2 separate regions of the Homo sapiens genome follow, and region 2 is linked to region 1. A link is an interaction called in ENCODE POLR2A ChIA-PET data of the cell type or tissue named here. Cell type or tissue: OCI-LY7. All regions are shown on one strand. Links, peaks and the distances in the headings refer to the core of each region. The heading gives the core; the rest is flanking DNA.

The links. Peaks named below come from ENCODE experiments on the same cell type or tissue, not always from the same donor. Only the 100,000 strongest peaks of a DNase experiment are listed, where the experiment ranks them.
Region 2: POLR2A ChIA-PET joins it to region 1 with 6 read pairs; 2 of 35 experiments call an interaction of 5 or more read pairs at or near these places.

The regions. Positions count from the first base shown.
Region 1 is chr20:48,429,884-48,439,300 of GRCh38, forward strand. No RefSeq gene overlaps it. Among named protein-coding and RNA genes, the nearest start is that of LINC00494, 75 kb to the left of the region's middle. In OCI-LY7, for the core only: no CTCF peak of the experiment used is centred there; no DNase peak of the experiment used is centred there.
Region 2 is chr20:50,043,545-50,052,961 of GRCh38, forward strand. No RefSeq gene overlaps it. Among named protein-coding and RNA genes, the nearest start is that of TRERNA1, 6.6 kb to the left of the region's middle. RefSeq lists enhancers at 28-975, 6,203-6,997. In OCI-LY7, for the core only: no CTCF peak of the experiment used is centred there; a DNase peak (open chromatin) is centred at 3,797.

The sequences.
Region 1 (9,417 bases), core at 3,545-7,544:
AGCCAAAGGGCTTTGCTGTTTGCTTTTCAATATATGGGACTAAGAAGGGAGGTAATGTAATCATCCCAGCTTGTCTGAACTGAGGTTTCATTTATTTCTTCCTTTTCTTATCATATTTTTAAATGACATGGTTCTTGATGCAGCAAAAACAACATGAAAAGAAGATCAAACTCAGGCTATAAAGTCATGTGTGGAAGGAAATGACGAGCTCAGGTGGAAAGGACTCTGTGACCTCTTTGAGCCCACATCCCTCACCTTTCCTCCTTGGCCTCTGTTCTTCTAGTTCTGTGCACATAACAGCTCCTCTGGGCTGCCTCCCCTGGTCCCCTGAGGGACCAATGATTCTACGTGCATTATTCAGTGTCTTTCATTACGTTGTCAACATCTACAGACATGTTGTGGACACTTTGTGTTTTCTTTCCCAATATCCATTCTTCCCTCTTCTGACAATAATATTTGGGGCTCCTTCTCTCCCTGTTCCCCAATTCATGTGATCAAGAGGTGCCTTTTTCCTAACCTTTAGAGATAAAAGCCTGTCCTGGGCAAACACAGTAATTCATGCCTACGATTCCAGCACTTAAGGAGGCTGAAGTGGAAGAATCGCTTGAAGCCAGGAATTCCAGGCTGCAGTGAACCACAATCATGCCACTGCACTCCAGCCTGGGTGACAGAGAAAGACTCCATCTCTAAAAAATTTTAAAAATTTTTTTAAAAGCCTGTCCCTGTATCATATTCTCTGGGCCACAGTGATTGAGTCAGTGGCTGTCACATTACCCAAGCTGGTCCCATCAGGGCAAGTCTTAAGACTTTTATGGAAGATTTCAGGAGAGACTTTGAGGGGTGGGAGAGGAGGATCAGGCTGATCCTGAGGCAGCTTGATTAAGCCTGAGGGGAAAACCGGAAGTTTCCAGAATTTCTGAGAACAAGGAAGAAACCTTGGGCTAAAGGTATTAGTTGAGTCCCTAGATTGAGCCATGCCTAACTCAGATTTACTTCCCAACCCTATATTTTAGTATGTCATGAAATGCCTCATTTGTTGAAACAACTCCAACCTAGGGTTTCTGTCACTTGCAGTAGAAACAGTCATACGGATGGCCTGAATGCAGATCTCCCAGAAGCAGCCCTAAGAAAGAATTTGAGTGCAGTGGGTTGATTTGGGAGGCAATGTCAGGAAGCACCAGGAGGGGAATTGAAGCAAGAGAAGGAAGGAAGTCAGTACAGAGTGAGGACCCGAGGAGAAGGAAGGAAGTCAGTACAGAGTGAGTATCTGAGGAGAAGGAAGGAAGTCAGTACGGAGTGAGGACCCGAGGAGAAGGAAGGAAGTCAGTACAGAGCGAGTATCTGAGGAGAAGGAAGGAAGTCAGTACAGAGCGAGTATCTGAGGAGAAGGAAGGAAGTCAGTACAGAGTGAGGACCTGAGGAGAAGGAAGGGAGTCAGTACAGAGCGAGTATCTGAGGAGAAGGAAGGAAGTCAGTACGGAGTGAAGACCCGAGGAGAAGGAAGGAAGTCAGTACAGAGCAAGTATCTGAGGAGAAGGAAGTCACTATACAGTGAGGACCCGAGGAGAAGGAAGGAAGTCAGTACAGAGTGAGTATCTGAGGAGAAGGAAGGAAGTCAGTACGGAGTGAAGACCCGAGGAGAAGGAAGGAAGTCAGTACAGAGCAAGTATCTGAGGAGAAGGAAGTCACTATACAGTGAGGACCCGAGGAGAAGGAAGGAAGTCAGTACAGAGTGAGTATCTGAGGAGAAGGAAGTCAGTAGAGAGTGAGTATCTGAGGAGAAGGAAGGAAGTCAGTACAGAGTGAAGACCCGAGAAGAAGGAAGGAAGTCAGTACAGAGTGAGTATCTGAAGAGAAGGAAAGAAGTCAGTAGAGAGTATCTGAGGAGAAGGAAAGAAGTCAGTACAGAGCAAGTATCTGAGGAGAAGAAAGGAAGTCAGTACAGACCGAGGACCCAAGGAGGTTCTGATCTGGGCCACTAGGGCTTCCTCCCACTGGGGGCCTCTTGAAGAGCTGGGCTGTTTGTGCACTGACTCCTGTCTGTCGCTGGTTGTGGAAGGTTCCTAGAGTCATAACTGCCTGACCCTTCCCCCTACATGGGCTGAGCATGCCCCAGCAGCCAGAGAAAGCCCCTGGCCCACAGTTGGAGGGGCTGGTTATAGGAAGCCGTTGCATAGATGTAAACCAGGAGCCTAAGGACCAGGCACAAAAGCCTCTGTCACACTGTCCCTGCAGCTGGGGTGAGTCTGCGAGTAGCTAAAACTGTTACAGGAAAGGAGTACCAATCCAGACCCCAAGAGAGGGTTCTTGGATCTCACACAAGAAAGAATTCAGGGCAAGTCCACAGAGTAAAGTGAAAGCAAGTTTATTAGAAAAGTAAAGGAATAAAAGAATGGCTAGTCCGCAGACAGAGCAGCCCTGAGGGTGGGCCCATTTTTATGGTTATTTCTTGGTGATATGCCAAACAAGGGGCGGATTATTCATGCCTCCTATTTTTAGACCATATAGGGTAACTTCCTGACGTTGCCATGGCATTTGTAAACTGTCATGGTGCTGGGGGGAGTGTAGCAGTGAGGACAACCAGAGGTCACTCTCGTGGCCATTTTGGTTTTGGTGGGCTTTGGCTGGCTTCTCTACTGCAGCCTGTTTTATCAGCGAGGTCTTTATGACCTGTATCTCGTGCCAACCTTCTCATCCTGTGACTTAGAATGCCTGTCTGGGAATGCCCTTTATGACCTGTATCTCGTGCCAACCTTCTCATCCTGTGACTTAGAGTGCCTGTCTGGGAATGCAGCCCAGTAGATCTCAGCCTCATTTTACCCAGCTCCTATTTAAGATGGAGCTGCTCCGGTTTACATGCTTCCTACAAAACCAGGCTTGGCTTTATTTTCACCTCCACATTCCCAGCGTGTCTGCTGACTAAATGGATGAATCCATCTTTGGAGTTTTTTTTACCCTTGGAGGGTAGGAGGAATTTTTCAGCCGGTGGGTTCAGCAGGAGCTACAGTGACTGAATGGCCCCTAAAAAGTAGCAAATGTCTGAGTTGCCATTTGTTGAAGGTTCATGGAAATGCCAAGTCCAAGTGGCAATTAGCATGAGTCTGTGGGATTTCCCGCCTGAAAAGCAAATGAAGGATTTCTTCTATTCTTCTGAATTGTAAACCAAGAATAAAATTCTAAGCCCCCCAAGCAACTGAATGGACCCCTCCTGTCAGCCAAGGGTACCCTAAATCAACCTGAAACACTAGTTCAAGCCACGATGGGAATGGATGGTCAGACAGGCCTCATTACACCTCGTCCTTTTGCAGTTGAGGCACAGCTGACCAGCATTAACATTAAAACAGAGTCCTAAAGACTGACAATAGACTTTTTATAGCAATAAGATACCAACATGACAGCGGGCTCTGAAAGAAATTGAAGTATTTTACCCTAAAATATATTTCTTTGACATATTGTGAAATAGCCCTGATAAGAAACATGTATTAGGTTGGTGCAAAAGTAATTGCGGTTTTTGCCATTTAAAGTAATGGTATTAAAAGTAATTGTAATGCCATTAAAAGTAATACAATCTCTTCTCTCTAAAGCCAGCTACTTGGAGGCTTCATCTGTGTAATAAGAACCTCAGTCACCACAGCCCCTTATCTTAACCCAGACACTCCTTTCTATTGATTCCGAGACTTTAGGTAACCACTTAACTCTTTCAACCAATTGCCAATCAGAAAATCTTTGAATCCACCTATGTCCTGGAAGCACCCCACTTTGAGTTGTCCCACCTTTTTGAACCAAACCAGTGTACATCTTACATGTATCGATTGATGTCTTATGTCTCTCTAACATGTATAAAACCAAGCTATAGTCTGACCCCCTTGGGCACGTGTTCTCAGGCTCTCCTGGGGCTTTGTCATGGGTCATGGTCACTCAAATCTGAATGTGACCATGGATCGTGGTCACTCACATCAGAATAAATCTCTCCAAATACTTGACAGGGGTTGATTGTTTTCATCAACGATAATAGAAGATAGTTTCATTTAAGGAAAGCTTTGAAAGTCAACAAAACTCCAGGCATTTCTTTTAAGGGCGCCCCCGCCCACCACCCTTTGTTTTTCCCTTCACAGATAAAAACAGGGAGTTCCCTCCCAAGCAACAAGGCTCTTGAAGTGGAGTGGGGATGAAGGGGCACTTCGTCTCAACAGGGCCTCCCTTGGAGAATTTAATGTCTGCTGGATGCTCCCTTGAAAAGAAATAAACCTCATATGCCAAATATTTAGCCCTCCAAAACTGATAAAGGAGGAAAGGGAATTACCATTTCAGCAGGGGATAACTTACTTTCAGATTTTTTTTTTTTTAAAGACAGAGTTTCATTCTTGTTGCCTAGGCTGGAGTGCAGTGGTGCAATCTCAGCTTACTGCAATCTCTGCCTCCTGGGTTCAAGAGATTCTCCTGCCTCAGCCTCCAGAGTAGCTAGGATTACAGGCACCCACCAACACACCCAGCTAATTTTTGTATTTTTACTAGAGATGGGGTTTCCACATGTTGGCCAGGCTGGTCTTGAACTCCTGACCTCAAGTGATCTGCTCGCCTTGGCCTCCCAAAGTGCTGGGATTATAGGCATGAGCCACTACACTCTGCCCAGCCCAGACTTTTGAATGTCATTTGGTCTAACCGCCAATTCACTCATTCAACAAGTATTTATTGAGCACCTGCTATGCATCAAGTATAGAATCTAAGCACCACAGAACTTACATCCTAGTGGAGAAAATAACGATAGTCAACACTTACAAGGTACTTACCATACGTCATGCGCTGTTCTAAGTTCTAGTTTGTGTGGTTTTCATCCTTTGCACATCTTTGAGGAACTTTGTCTTGGAGGAGGAAAGATCCATTCAACACTACATTAAATCCATTTGGCATCCTGACCAATTCAGCCCAGCACACACAGGAAATGCGCTTATGTGCTGCCCAAGACATCTCTGTGACTGCACAGGTGTGGGGTGTCATTGATGGTGCAGCCAGCATCCAACCCCCAACCCCATCCTCCTTCCCAAGAGTCCTGGACTTGTTTACGAGCCTCCTGCTCCCCTCTGCATCTCATGGGCCTCGGAGATGCTGACTGCGCTCCAGCTATGGAGCTGCTCAAATTTAATCCCATCTTCCTGGACTGTGATTGAGTCAAGGGTGAACAGGATACCCACCTGAGCCAAGGGTGTTCTAGGAGGTGTCTGCTGGATCCTTGCAAGCAATGCCTTCCTTGCACTTTTGGGAGACATTCCAGAAATGACCCCGTTACTCCTGCTGGACGGGAACAGAGGTCAAACAGGAAGCAGGCAGACTGTGGGCAGCAGACCAGAAAGATGGAAAACCTCTGGGCCCTCAAGGACATCTTCAGGTAGCTGAATGAACCAAGCTTGCAGCCCACCCTGCCTTAATGGTCGAGATACACAAGCCAGCACACTACGTTACAGATGGAGCCTCTGTGCAATGTGGGCTCTGTGAGTGCAGGCAAAGCTATCTTGATTCATAATTCATCCCATTTACGGTGTTGACAGAGGGCTTTGAGCTGATGTTTTACAGTTTGTTGTGGTTATCATTGTTCATTTTCTTACTCTTTGCTTTTTACCCTCAGACCATGGTTGAAATTTTATTTTACCAAGAATATTCAGACCACTGTTATAGCCATGAATGTCATATAAGGGGAACACTAGATTTTAAAATAGAGGTGATTTTTTAATGATCACAAGTGGGTTGGAGTTTGAAACATAACATGATTATTAATTGATGAATTTTAAAACTCACAAGTGCTTCCTCAGGTGATAAACCAAGATGATTTGTACCTAAGACCAGACTTTCTCTGGCTCTATGGGCAACTAAGTTACTTAAAAGTGTCTCTTTTTTTCTGGGACCTTTTTGTTTTGGAATTTTTAAAAGGCTTAATTTTTTTTTAGAGCGGTGTTTAGGTTTACACAAAAATGGAACAGAAGGAGCACACCCCCACCTCTCCCCCAGGGTGACACAGTGACCAGGCTTCTTCCCACCTGTGGCCCTCCCATCTACAGCACAGGCCTCTCACAGTGGCCCAGGGGACAGTCTCCAGTCCACTCAGTCATCTTCAGCATGCACCTCTGTGGGGTAAGCTTGATTCACCAATATCTCTAAAAGGATATTTTCTTTTCCTCCATTTTTTTTCCAGAGACGGGGTCCTGCTGTGTCTTCCAGAGTGGAGTGCAGTGGCATGATCATAGCTCACTGCAGCCTCGAATTCCTGGACTCCAGAGATCCTTCCAACTCAGCCTCCAGAGTAGGTAAGACTACAGGCACGAGCTACCAAACCAGGCTTTTTTTTTTTTTTTTTTTTTTTTTGGTAGAAACGGGGTGGTCTTATATTGCTCAGGCTGGTTTCGAACTCCCGGGCTCAGGTGATTGGCCTGCCTCGGCCTCCCAAAGTGCTGAGATTCCAGGTGAGTGCCACCACGCCCAGCCCACATTTTACATTTGATCATTGTTTGTGTATGTACAACATGAATGAATGACGGTTGCATGGAGAGACAGAGAGACTGAGGAAAATACAGCTCAGCCGTCCAAATACATTACCTCCCACATTTTTTAAAATCTGTTAAACTTCCTCTGACCCCCTCCCAAGTACCGTGATGTGATGGAGACAATGTCATCAGTGGCTTACTCCTGAGACCCAGACCAACAGGGAACTCCTCGGAGAGATTTTGATGCTCCACATTTTAACTACATTCCTATTTCCTACCAATTTCTCAATATAATTCCCAATGTAATTTATGTAGATTTTTTTTTTAAAGAAAATATGGCCTTGGTGGGAATGCTGGTCTTGCAGCTGCTTCCTCCCATGTATTCCACCCATGCACACAGCCCTAGACTCACTCCAGCTAGGAAGGAGGCTGCGTTCAATATAAATGCAAAACGCTCCAGACATTCATGATTATCTGTGCTGTGCATGAATAACGACAGCAGCTTGCAAGTGGGCAGGACTTGGCGGCGAGGCCCCATCACAAATCCACTGCCACACCAACACGCTCCAACGAAGTGCCTGTGAAATCTGCCTTCAGTCACTAATTTCACACTCCAGGGACAGAGCTGAGAACAGCTCCGAGCTCATAATTCTCATTTTAATAACAGTTTCCTTAACCTTCAGACACTCTTTACAGCACTTTTTGACACCTTTTCAAAAATTAAAATCCTCGATTCCTTTCAGGTTAAATCTCAGGTTTGCTTTCGTTTAATCATCCCTTTAATTTTGTGACTTCACAAATAGCAGAGATTTTATTTTGTCTTCAGATACCTTGCAACACTTTCTCTAGCTTGGTTGCATTTTTAAAAATCAAAATGAATCGTTCACATATTCTACATTCATTATTCTGTCTCCTGCAGCGTTCTAAATAATGTAGGTATTGTAGATGCTTCTGTGATGAGCACGGAACGCATTTGCAATGCCCTGCTAAAATATGCTTTTCATCTCCTTTCAGATCATAAAATGAGTTTTCTTCTCTTGGTTTCTGAAGGCCTGAGAAATACTCTTCTCTTCTGGAATGTATTGCAAGACACAGGGGAGGGTCCTTTGGGACAGAGGATAAGATGAGTCTGATTAACTGGACCAATGAAATTGACAGACGAGCAGGCATGGCTCCAAAGTGGGAAACTTACAAGAATTTTGGTGACTGGATTTATGAACCCCAAAGAGGTTTGTACCTGGAATTATGGTTTGATTGTTTCTGTGGTCAGCTGACTTGGTTGTACTTTCCCATCAGTGACTCAGCCCAGGTGAGACAACTATTCAGATGCAAGAATATTATGATAGTATGGCTCAGTGGCTATATACAAATTGCACTGGTTTGTTACTTAAATTGGCTTGTTAGAATTCTTTTTTTTTTTTCGAGACAAGGTCTTACTCTGTTGCCCAGGCCACAGTACAGTGGCACAATCACACCTCACTGCAGCCTCCACCTCCTGGGCTCAGGCAGTCCTCCCACCTCAGCCTCCTGAGTAGCTGGGATGACAGGTGCATACCACCATACCCAGCTAATTTTTGTGTTTTTTGTAGAGATGAGGTCTTGCTATGTTGGCCTATGCTGGTCTCAAACCCCTGAGCTCAAGCGAACCTCCCATCTTGGCTTTCCAAAGTGCTGGGATTACAGGCATGAGCCACCACACCTGGCCAGAATTCTTTTAATAAGCTATGGTTCACATGGTTGTACATTTTAAAATGAGATTTGACATCAAGAAAATAATAAATTAATCCTAATTTTGAGTTCCTAGTGCAAGTCTCTCCAGTTCTCAGAGACTCTAGGGGAAAATGCATTCCTTGCTTCCTCTAGCTGCAGGTGGCCGTTGGCATTCCTTGGCTTGTGGCCACATCCCTTCAATCTCTACCTTTGTGGTCACATTGCCTCCTCCTCTTGTGACCAGCTGTCTGATCTCCCTCTGTCTTTCTCTTGTAAGGACATGTGTGCTAGCACTTACAGCCTGCCTGGATAGTTCAGAATCAACTCCCCAAGATTCTTAACTTAATCACACTATTTGCCACATAAGGTAATGGTCACTCTTTTGCCATACAAGGTGATATTTTAGGCTCCAAGCATTAGGATGTGGACATGTCTTTTTAGGGGCTACTGCTGAAGTCACTGCAAGGTCCTAACTCTTTTCCTCTTTTGAGATGGTGAAAAAGGATTTCCTTTGTAGAGGGGGACAATCTGGGGTGTTATGTTAGTTTCCTATTTGCTGTCATAATAAATTACTGCAGGGACAGGCACAGTGGTTCACGCCTATAATCCCAGGACATTGGGAGGTTGAGGTGGATGAATCACCTGAGGTCAGGAGTTTGAGACCAGCCTGGCCAACATGGCGAAACCCCGTCTCTACTAAAAATACAAAAGTAGCCAGCCATGGTGGCACGTACCTGTAATCCCAGCAACTCGGGAGGCTGAGGCAGGAGAATTGCTTGAACCTGGGTGGCGGAGGTTGCAGTGAACAGAGATCCTGCCACTGCACTCCAGCCTGGGCGACAGAGGGAGACCCTATCTCAAAAAAAAATTAATTAATTAATTAATTAATTTAAAAATTACCACAAATTCAGCAGCCCTGTTTTTTCTTGGCATATTCCTCTCATCACGTTCTAGCTTTCTGTCTATCCAAGCAGTAATGATCCCAACAATTCTTCTTTCCTATCCTATTGGATTCTCCTCCCATTCCACATTTCCACACCTCTGCTAAAGCACATTCCTTGCCACTCTGCTGACTATTGCAAACCCCAACCCAACCCTGACTCTGTCTCCTCTGCCAAGCCCCCATGAGGTTTGCTCTTCTGCTGTGGAGTTCACTAAAACAACAGCATTTTCCAGCATGTTCCTTCCCTTGATCAAAAGCCTTCCATGCCTCTCCTCACCCCAGCAATCT
Region 2 (9,417 bases), core at 2,197-6,196, 1.6 Mb after region 1:
TCACATCATTCTCCTGCCTCAGCCTCCCGAGTAGCTGGGACTACAGGCGCCTGCCACCATGCCCAGCTAATTTTTTGTATTTTTAGTAGAGACAGGGTTTCACTGTGTTAGCTAGGATGGTCTCGATCTCCTAACCTTGTGATCTGCCCGCCTCAGCCTCCCAAAGTGTGGGGATTATAGGCGTGAGCCACCGCGCCCGGCCGGCTCTGCCTCTTTTGCCGATTGGGAGACAAGTGCAAAGAGGTACCTGGCATGGTTCTGAGTCCAGGGAAAGACAGGACGCCATCCCCAGAGGGCCATGGTGATCTCTCCAGAGGCCAGCCCTCCCCACTGTGCCCTTGCTTGGGGCAATAATGGCTCAGCTGATGGACCACGCGCGGTGTGCACTGTCCCCCATTTTAAGAAAGAGGGAACTGGGCTTCAGAGGGGACAGCCACCTGCCCGAGGTCACCCAGCCAGGAGGTGGCAGTGCCTGTCTGATGCAGAGCCTGTGAGTATGGTGGGCAGGGGAGAATGAGGCCCAGCGAGAGGAACGGCCCTGCCCAAGGTCATGCCACCGCTACCAGGGCGCAGACCCCCCAGGCTGGGCCAGTGCTGAGAGCACTGGAATCCCAGGCAGAGTCTTCCCATGACCCTGGGTGGGGGTGGGGGCTGGCCTGGCATTTCCTGTTTGGGCAGGACCCAGGGCATGGCCTGAGTGGGGAGATAGGGAGACTTCCTACGGCCCCTCCCCGCTCAGGAACTAGCCCAGGATGCAGTGCGGGGCAGGGTTGGGGCCCGTGTCCTGGGTCCCAGGCCAGCTCTCCCCTTGATATCCTGGTGGTCTTGTTCTCGTCCCCCAACCCCACCTCAGAGTCTCCACATCCTTGGATTTCTCCATTCTGGGAGTTCACCATTCAATGAACAGATCCAGTTCCAGGTCTTTAGGAGAGCCTGAAGCCATGACCTTGGACAATCACCTCCCCTCTTTCAGCCTCAGTTGCCTCCTCTGTCAAACAGGGTGATTGATTGTGAGGATGAAATGAGAAGTCGCCTGCCCAGCACTTCGGGAACCCCACTGCCCCAAGGGAGAAAGTCACCAAGGTCCTGACAATGACCTCATGTGCTTCCCAGACACAGACCCGAGGCCACAGAGGTTGGGGGACCTATGTGAGGACACACAGCCAGCTGAGGCCTCTCCACTGCCATTTCCTGGGACACAGCCATGAAGTACCAAGAGGGTGCACTATTGTGTCCAGTGCACTGAGTTCACCCCAGCCATGCTGCTCACTGGCTGTGAGTGGCACTGGGAAGGTCACCTTACCTCTCTGAGCCTCAGTTTTCTCTTCTTCAAAATAGGAAGAAAACTAACCTGATGGCAGAACTTAATGAGCCGATTAAGTGCACAAGCCACCAGTGGCAGAGTCTGGCACCTGGTAATTCATGGTCTCCCCAGAGGAGGAGGCTGTGGTCCGCTGTCTCGGGTCCCTTCGGGTGGGATGAAGGGCCCCCAGCTGGGAAGGGTCGAGTCCAGCTGAGGTTATTGGGACAGCCAGGAGCAGTGGCTGACCCATGCTCTATGTAAGCAGGACCAAGCTCGTCTGCACCTCAACACTCCACAGCGTCTGCCCTGTCAATGCTCTGGGGTATAGGCCCTGCTGACCTCTCCCACCTTATTCCCCCACCACACTCCTTTGCTAGCACCATTCTCTAACCACGAAGCCCGCTTTGTGTTCCTCCATTCTACAAGCTCATTCCAGCCTCAAGATCTTTGTAGCTAAAGGTCTCTCTCCCTAGGTCACACACCCCCACCCCCATATTTCCCCTATTTTATTTTTTATTTGTATGTATTTATTTATTTTGAGACGGAGTCTCGCTCTATCACCTAGGCTGGAGTGCAGTGGCATGATCTCGGCTCACCACAACCTCTGCCTCCCAGGTTCAAGCCATTCTCCTGCCTCAGCCTCCCAAGTAGCTGGGATTACAGGTGCATGCCACCACGCCAGGCTAATTTTTATATTTTCAGTAGAGATGGGGTTTCACCAAGTTGGTCAGGCTGGTCTTGAACTCCTGACCTCGTGATCCACCCGCCTCAGCCTCCCAAAGTGCTGGGATTACAGGCGTGAGCCACCTTGCCCGGCTCCCCTATTTTATTTTTATCTTCTATCATTGGAATCTAAAACAGGACCTAGAATAATTTAGGCACTAAATAAATGAAAGGCAATGAATAAATGAATGCATTCTGATTTTGAATCTAATGAGTCTTTGTTTTTTAATAGACCCATTTAACTCATTTACATTTATTGTTTAAATGGATATGTTTGGTATTGTGTGATTCTGTATTGTGTTTTCTGTTAATTGACTGATTGAATGAATAGATGAATGAATGAGTGAGTGAAGCAAAGTAAATTTCAGGTTGCTGGGGTGGGCTGAAGATTGGAGCTTTCCTGGGCTATCCAGGGTGAAAAGAGCAATGGCATTGACCCTAGACCCCTCACTTTTGCAATTATTTATTCCACAGCCCTTGATCCCCCAGATGAAGGATCTGTCCATTCTTCTCATCTCCAGCCTCTCCAATGTAACCTTCATCCTGTCCCTCCCAAACCACCTCCCCACACAGGGAGCATCAGGCTTATGATTCTGGGTTGTAAGTTAGATTCTCATTCCCATGCCTGCTCCCCCATTAACTGGTGGTGTGGCCTTGATTTACCTGAGTCTTCATTTCCTCACTTGTAAAATGGGATCATAGTATTTGCTTCCTACTATGACTGTTGAAAGGATTACATGGAACAACTTGGGTCAAAGGGCTTAGCACAGTGCCTGGCTTAGAGAAAGCACTCAGCAAGCTAAGATTTCATTATTATTGTTGTTGTACCTCAGTTTCCTTCCATTGTAAATGAAGCTGATTTTCACTTCCTTTCAGGCACCTTAGGATCCCTAGCCTCAAAATCTGGAGCTGGGGAATCTGTCCAACCCACCTTCTCACTGTGTTCTCTACCCTCAGCTCCCAGAGAGGGAATTTCTGGGGACTCTAGGGGATCCTCAGAGGCCTGACCTGCCACCAGGAGGTGGGGAGAGAAGACAGCACAAAAAATGTGAAAGCTTCTTCAGGGACTGGGTGTGGTGGCTCACACCTGTAATCCCAGCACTTTGGGAGGCCAGGGCAGGAGGATTACCTGAGGATAGGAATTTGGGACCAGCCTGGGCAACATAGTGAGACCCCATCTTTACAAAAAGCTAAAAAAAAAAAAAAAGAGCTTCTTCATGCCATCTCTGTGGCCACATCAGCATTATCCCCACACACAGATGAGGAAACTGGGACTGCACTCGCTCATTTAATTCCACAGACACACCCCCCTGAGCACCTACTGTGTGCCAAACTGTGCCAGGCCACAGGGCAGGCAGACCAGGCCTCTCTCCCCCAGGGCTCATGGCCCATCAGGGAAGACAGGAAATAGCAAGTCAGCCCGGGAGGATTTAAATCAAGCGCCTTGCCCAGCCCTTCAAAGCCTCCTAGAGAATTTTCCAGCATCCCTGCCTGGTGGGCGGCCCTGCTCCCTTGCTCCCTTTTCTCAAAAGAGAAAGCCCGAGGCCAGAGAGGGGCGTTCCCAGCCTGGCTGGAGTCACAGCTTCCGAGGGGTGGTGACAGTCTTCCTGCCTTTGCCCCAGCTGGTGTCCCTGCCGGGAATACTCTTCTCCTGGTGGGCTGCCAGCAGATCCTGCCCAGTGCTGGGACACTGCCGGGCGTCACTTCCTCTGGGACCTTCCTGGCTGAGAGGGCAAGGCGCTGACACTCTTGCTCAGCGCCAGAGGGTTTCCTCTTTCATAATGAGTTTCCTACTCACTAGGAAGGTCTGCGTCCCTTGAGACTCTGAGCTTCACGAGGGGCACAGGCTTTGCCATCTTCCTGGCACCTCTCACCTGCCCAAGCAAGATGGGAACGAGGCGCTGCTGGGTCCCTTTCTCAGGAAGACGCCCCTACCTCCGCTCCAGGCGTGGATGGCACTGAAGGCCTCTCCCTGCATCTTCTCCTGCTTCAATTCTGCACTTGGTTTATGGAGTTATTTCTTTTGATTTTTCTTAAGACCTTAAGTGCTTTTTTTTTTATTCTTCTTGCCCAGGCTGCAGTGCAGTGGCATGATCTCAACTCACTGCAATCTCTGCCGCCTGGTTTCAAGTGATTCTCCTGCCTCAGCCCCCCAAGTAGCTGGGATTACAGGCACCCGCCACCACACCCAGCTAATTTTTGTAGTTTTAGTAGAGACGGGGTTTCACCATGTTGGCCAGGCTGGTCTCGAACTCCTGACCTCAGGTGATCCAGCCGCCTTGGCCTCCCAAAGTGCTAGGATTACAGGCATGAGCCACCGCACTCGGCCAAGTACTTTATTTTTTTAATTTAAATTTTTGTAAAGACAGGGTCTTGCTATGTTGCCCAGGCTGATCTCAAACTCCTGGCCTCAAGCAATCTTCCCACTTCAGCCTCCCAAAGCACTGGGATTACAGCCATGAGCCACTGTGCCCAGCCTGTGGGGTCATTTCGTTGTCTAACTCCCTTTCTAGAATGTTGTCTCTGTGAGGACAGGACTTTTGTCTGTTTGGGGCACCACTGTGTCCCCAGTGCCTAGCATGGTGCTTGGCACATAGGTGCTTAATAACTATCTGTGGAAGGAAGGGAAGAAGAGAGGGAGAGAGGAAGAAAAGAAGAAGAGGAGGGAGGGAGAAAGAAGAAGGGAAGGAGACAGGGAAGGGGAGGTTGCCATTTATTTGTCCAGTTTTTCATTTGTTCATTCCACAAATACTTATTGAGCACCAATTGTGTGCTAGTTCTGGGGAGAGAATGGTGCCAGACACAGACACGATCCTGCCGGCAAGGCACTGACTTTCTGGTTAGTGAGAACCAGTCAGGTTCAGTGGCGGAAAGTGTGGGGAGGCAAGGTAAGGTGGGCGAGGGGCTGCAGACAGCATGTCGGGGGCACCTGGGCCAGGCTGCTGGCAGGAGGGCTCAGCTGGCAGGGACAGGCCCCGGCTCCCCCTACCCCCAGCTGGCAGATGCACAGGGCTGTGGTAGCTGTGGGCAGCCCGGTTGCCAAATGCCACCACAGCTGCGTCACTGAGAGCTGGGAGGGCCCCAAGGCTGAGGGGGCTGGGAGGGGCCCCCACACCCAGGCTGGCTCCAGCCCCGAAGCAGATAGAACTGGTCAAAGGCCTGCCCCGTGCCCACTGTTCCCCACTCTATGTGATGTGGCTACATGGCTACTTCCTGTTCTGGACCATTTTCAATTTGCAAAAAAAAAATGGTGCAAAAAATGTGTTAAAAATAAAATGAAAAAGAAAGAAATGGTACTTGAGCCTCTGTACATGTTCCTACCTCCAAGAGAGAAGTTAACCGTGGCAGTGACCGTGGGATGCTCCTGGCATCCTTCTGATCTCAGCCCCTCCCCGCCCCCTCCAGAGGCGACATCATCCCGAACCTGGCATCCATGACTCTGTGTGTGATTTCATAGTGTAACTTTCCTGGGTCTACTTTAGTGTGTCCCTGGGCAAATCACTCATCTTCTGTGAGCCTCAGTTTCCTCAACTGCAGGATGGGGATAATAGTCCCCACGTCGGAAGAGTCTTGAAAATTAAATGAGTGCGTCTGTGTAAAGCTCTTTGATGGGCACCTGGCACTACATAAGCATTCGCCAGTGTTGCTGCTGGACACCCAGAACAGGGGGCAGACAGGTGTCACTTGTGTCAAGAATATAACTTTTTTTTTTTTTTTTCTGAGACAGAGTCTCATACTATTGTCCAGGTTGGAGTGCAGTGATGCAATCACAGCCCACTGAAGCCATGACCTCCTGGGCTTCCTGCCTCAGCCTCTCAAGCAGCTAAAACCACAGGTGTGCACCACCATGTCCAGCCAATTTTTTATAGAGACAAGGTCTCGCTATGTTGCCCAAGCTGGTCTCGAACTCCTGAGCTCAGGTGATCCTCCTGCCTCAGCCTCCCAAAGTGCTGGGATTAGAGGCATGAGCCACTGCACTTGGCCAAGAACCCAACCTCTTAAACAAGCTCATGCGCGGCGGTGCCAGGATTCACACCAGTGGCTGGCTGCAGAGTGGCATTACAGAGGAGCTGGGTGTTAGCTCTGGTTTATTCTGTTTCACTTCCTGTCAGATTTGTCTCCCTGATCAGTTCTGAAAAACCAGGGTCAGTGCCTGGCTGGTTCTCTGCTGTCACCCCTGCCCCAGCCCTGGAGACTCCAAGGATGGGTTTGTGGAGTGAACGAAGGGGACTCAGTTTCCTCATCTGTGTGATGGGTCTTACAGGCCGTAGGAAGGCGAGAGTGCCCAATGTGAAGTAGATGCTTTATAAACCCTTGTTTGTTTCTTCCTCTTCCAGCTGGACCTCCTCCCCCTCCCCCAGGTCTGGGCCTGGACCCCACTACCTTCAGGGCAGCCATCATGCTGACAGAGCCCTCCGAGGCAGTCAGACTGGGCTCGTCACTGACTCACTCATTCTTTCATATAATCATATATTCATGCACACTCGCATTCAACAACTGTTTTGAGCTGTGGCTCATGCCTCTAATCCCAGCACTTTGGGAGGCCAAGGTGGGCAGATCACTTGGGGCCAGAAGTTCAAGGCAAGCCTGGCCAACATGGAAGAACCCCGTCTCTACGAAAAATACAAGATTTAGCTGGGTGTGGTGGTGGGCGCCTGTAATACCAGCTACTTGGGAGGCTGAGGCACGAGAATTGCTTGAGAATCGCTTGAACTTGGGAGGCAGAGGTTGCTGTGAGCCAAGATTGTACCACTGCACTCCAGCCTGGGTGACAGAGTGAGATCTGTCTCAAAAAAAAACACACAAATGTTTTGAGCACCCACTATGCGCCAGGCTCTGCTCTAGGCTCTGGGGACATGGACGTGAATAACACAGGCCAAAATCTCTGTCATGGTGGGGCTGACACCTGTCTGGGGAGACAACCATCAGACAATGGTTGTGGCACTGGGTGACCCAAGTCAGAGGGAAGGGAGGGGAGGGAGAGGGGGCTGGGCCTTATCCTGAGGGTGATGGGGGCACATGAGTTGGCAGAGGCCAGACTTGATATACGTTCTTCATGCTTCACTCTGGCCCCAGCAGAAGCGTGTGCTGGAGTGAGGCTTAGCACAGATAGAGGTATCCGCAAACCCTGCCGTGTCAGACCTGGTCTGAGTTCCCTAGGAACAGGCCCATGATGTGGGAGCCGGGGCTTCCACTGTCCCACTGTCCTCGCAGGGGATGGGATCAGGTGTCAGCACCTCCCCATGGAGTACAGTTGGGCAATGGCCTTGGGCCTGAGGGCTGTTCAGTCCTGTGACCAGCCAGGCCCCTTCTGGGAATGGAACCACACCCCAACCCCCAGGCGATGACGTCCCACCAGGGTGTTCCCCACACAGTTCCCACCAGCCCCAGATGAAAACAACTCAATGCTGCATCCACCACCCAAGGCCTCATCAAATCCACCAGGATCCATCCAGACGGCAGAATATTCTGGAGTCTCGGACAGGCAGGATGGGGCGGAGTTTTGGACCACAGGCCTGGCCTGAACCTGAGTTCTCCAGTCACTGCTGTGTGGAGTTGGGAAGGTGCCTTGCTTCTCTGTGCTTCTGTTTCCTTATCCTCAAAATGGGGATGATGATAACAACAGACCCTCGGCCAGGCATGGTGGCTCCCACCTGTAATCCCAGCACTTTGGAGGCTGAGGTGGGCGGATCACCTGAGGTCAGGAGTTCAAGACCAGCCTGGCCAACATTGTGAAAACCCATCTCTACAAATAATTAAAAAAAAAAAAATTAGCTAGGCATAGTGGTGCATGCCTGTAATCCTAGCTACTTAGGAGGCTGAGTGAGGCAAGAGAATAGCTTGAACCTGGGAGGCAGAGGTTGCAGTGAGCCGAGATCAAGCCACTGTACTCCAGCCTGGGCAACAGAGCGAAACTTTGTTTCAAAAACAAACAAACAAAACACAACAGGCCTGGCACAGTGGCTCACGCCTGTAATCCCAGCACTTTGGGAGGCCGAGGTGGGCAGATCACAAGGTCAGGAGTTCGAGGCCACCCTGGCCGACATGGTGAAACCCCATCTCTACTAAAAATACAAAAATTAGCCGGGTGTGGTGGCGGGCGCCTGTAATCCCAGCTACTCGGGAGGCTGAGGCAGAAGAATCGCTTGAACCCAGGAGGCAGAGGTTGTAGTGAGCCAAGATCGCACCACTGCACTCCAGCCTGGTGACAGAGCAAGACTCCACCTCAAAAAATAAATAAATAAATAAATAAATAAATAAACAAACCACAACAGACTCTCATGATAGGTTCACTTCACCCTGGGTTAATGAGTTAATCCATATAAAGCAGCGGTCTCCAACCTTTTTAGCACCAGGGACCGGTTTCGTGGAAGACAATCTGAAAGGGGCTGGGGGTTGTGTGGGGGGTTGTGTGTTGTGCATATCTCTCGTATATGCAATCTGCAATAGGGTTCGCACTTCTCTGAGAATCTAATGATGTGGGTGATCTGACAGGAGGCGGAGTTCAGGCGGTAATGCTCGCTTGTCTGCTGCTCACCTCCTGCTGTGCAGCCCGGTTCCTAACAGGCCACGAATGGGTACCTGTCTCCAGTCCAGGAGTTGGGGACCCCGATATAAAGCCTCAGACTGTGTCTGATACAGACTAAGCCCTAGAGAAACTTTGCTGTTGCTATGATTATTATTGACATTATTGATATTATTGACATTATCATTAGGTCGGGCACGGTGGCTCACACCTGTAATCCCAGCACTTTGGGAGGCTGAGGCAGGAGGATCCTTTGAGCCCAGGAGTTAGAGGCCGGCCTGGGCAACACAGCGAGACCTCGTCTCTAGAAAAATAAAAAAACAAAAAATTAGCTGGGTGTGGTGGCATGCACCTGTAGTCCCAGCTACACAGGAGGCTGAGGCAGGAGGATCACTTGAATCTAAGAGGTCGAGGCTGCAGTGAGCTATGATTGTGCCACTGCATTCCACCCTGGGTGACACAGTGAGACTCTGCCTCTTAAATAAATAATAATTAATTTAAAAATAAAAGCATTAGCAGTAGTAGTAGTAGTAGTAGTAGTAGTAGTAGTAGTAGAAGTATGGATTAATCCAAGGGGGAAAAAAGGAGGGAGTGGGACTGAGGTAAAGCAAGCTGCTACTTGGAGAAAAAGGTAAAGAAGATGACCAGATAGATGCGTGTGTAGATGTTCACACCATCTCCAGAGACCCAAGAGACTGGCGGCAGTGGTGGAGGGAGTGGGGACCTGAGGGAGGGGAAAGGACACCGACTTTCCACCCTTTGTCCCCTTCCACGCTGTTTGGGTTGTTCCTTTTTTTCTGTGCACTTGTGTGGATATTCAAAACCAAACACTACAGAAAGAAATTCTGCAAGAGGTTTCCTTCCT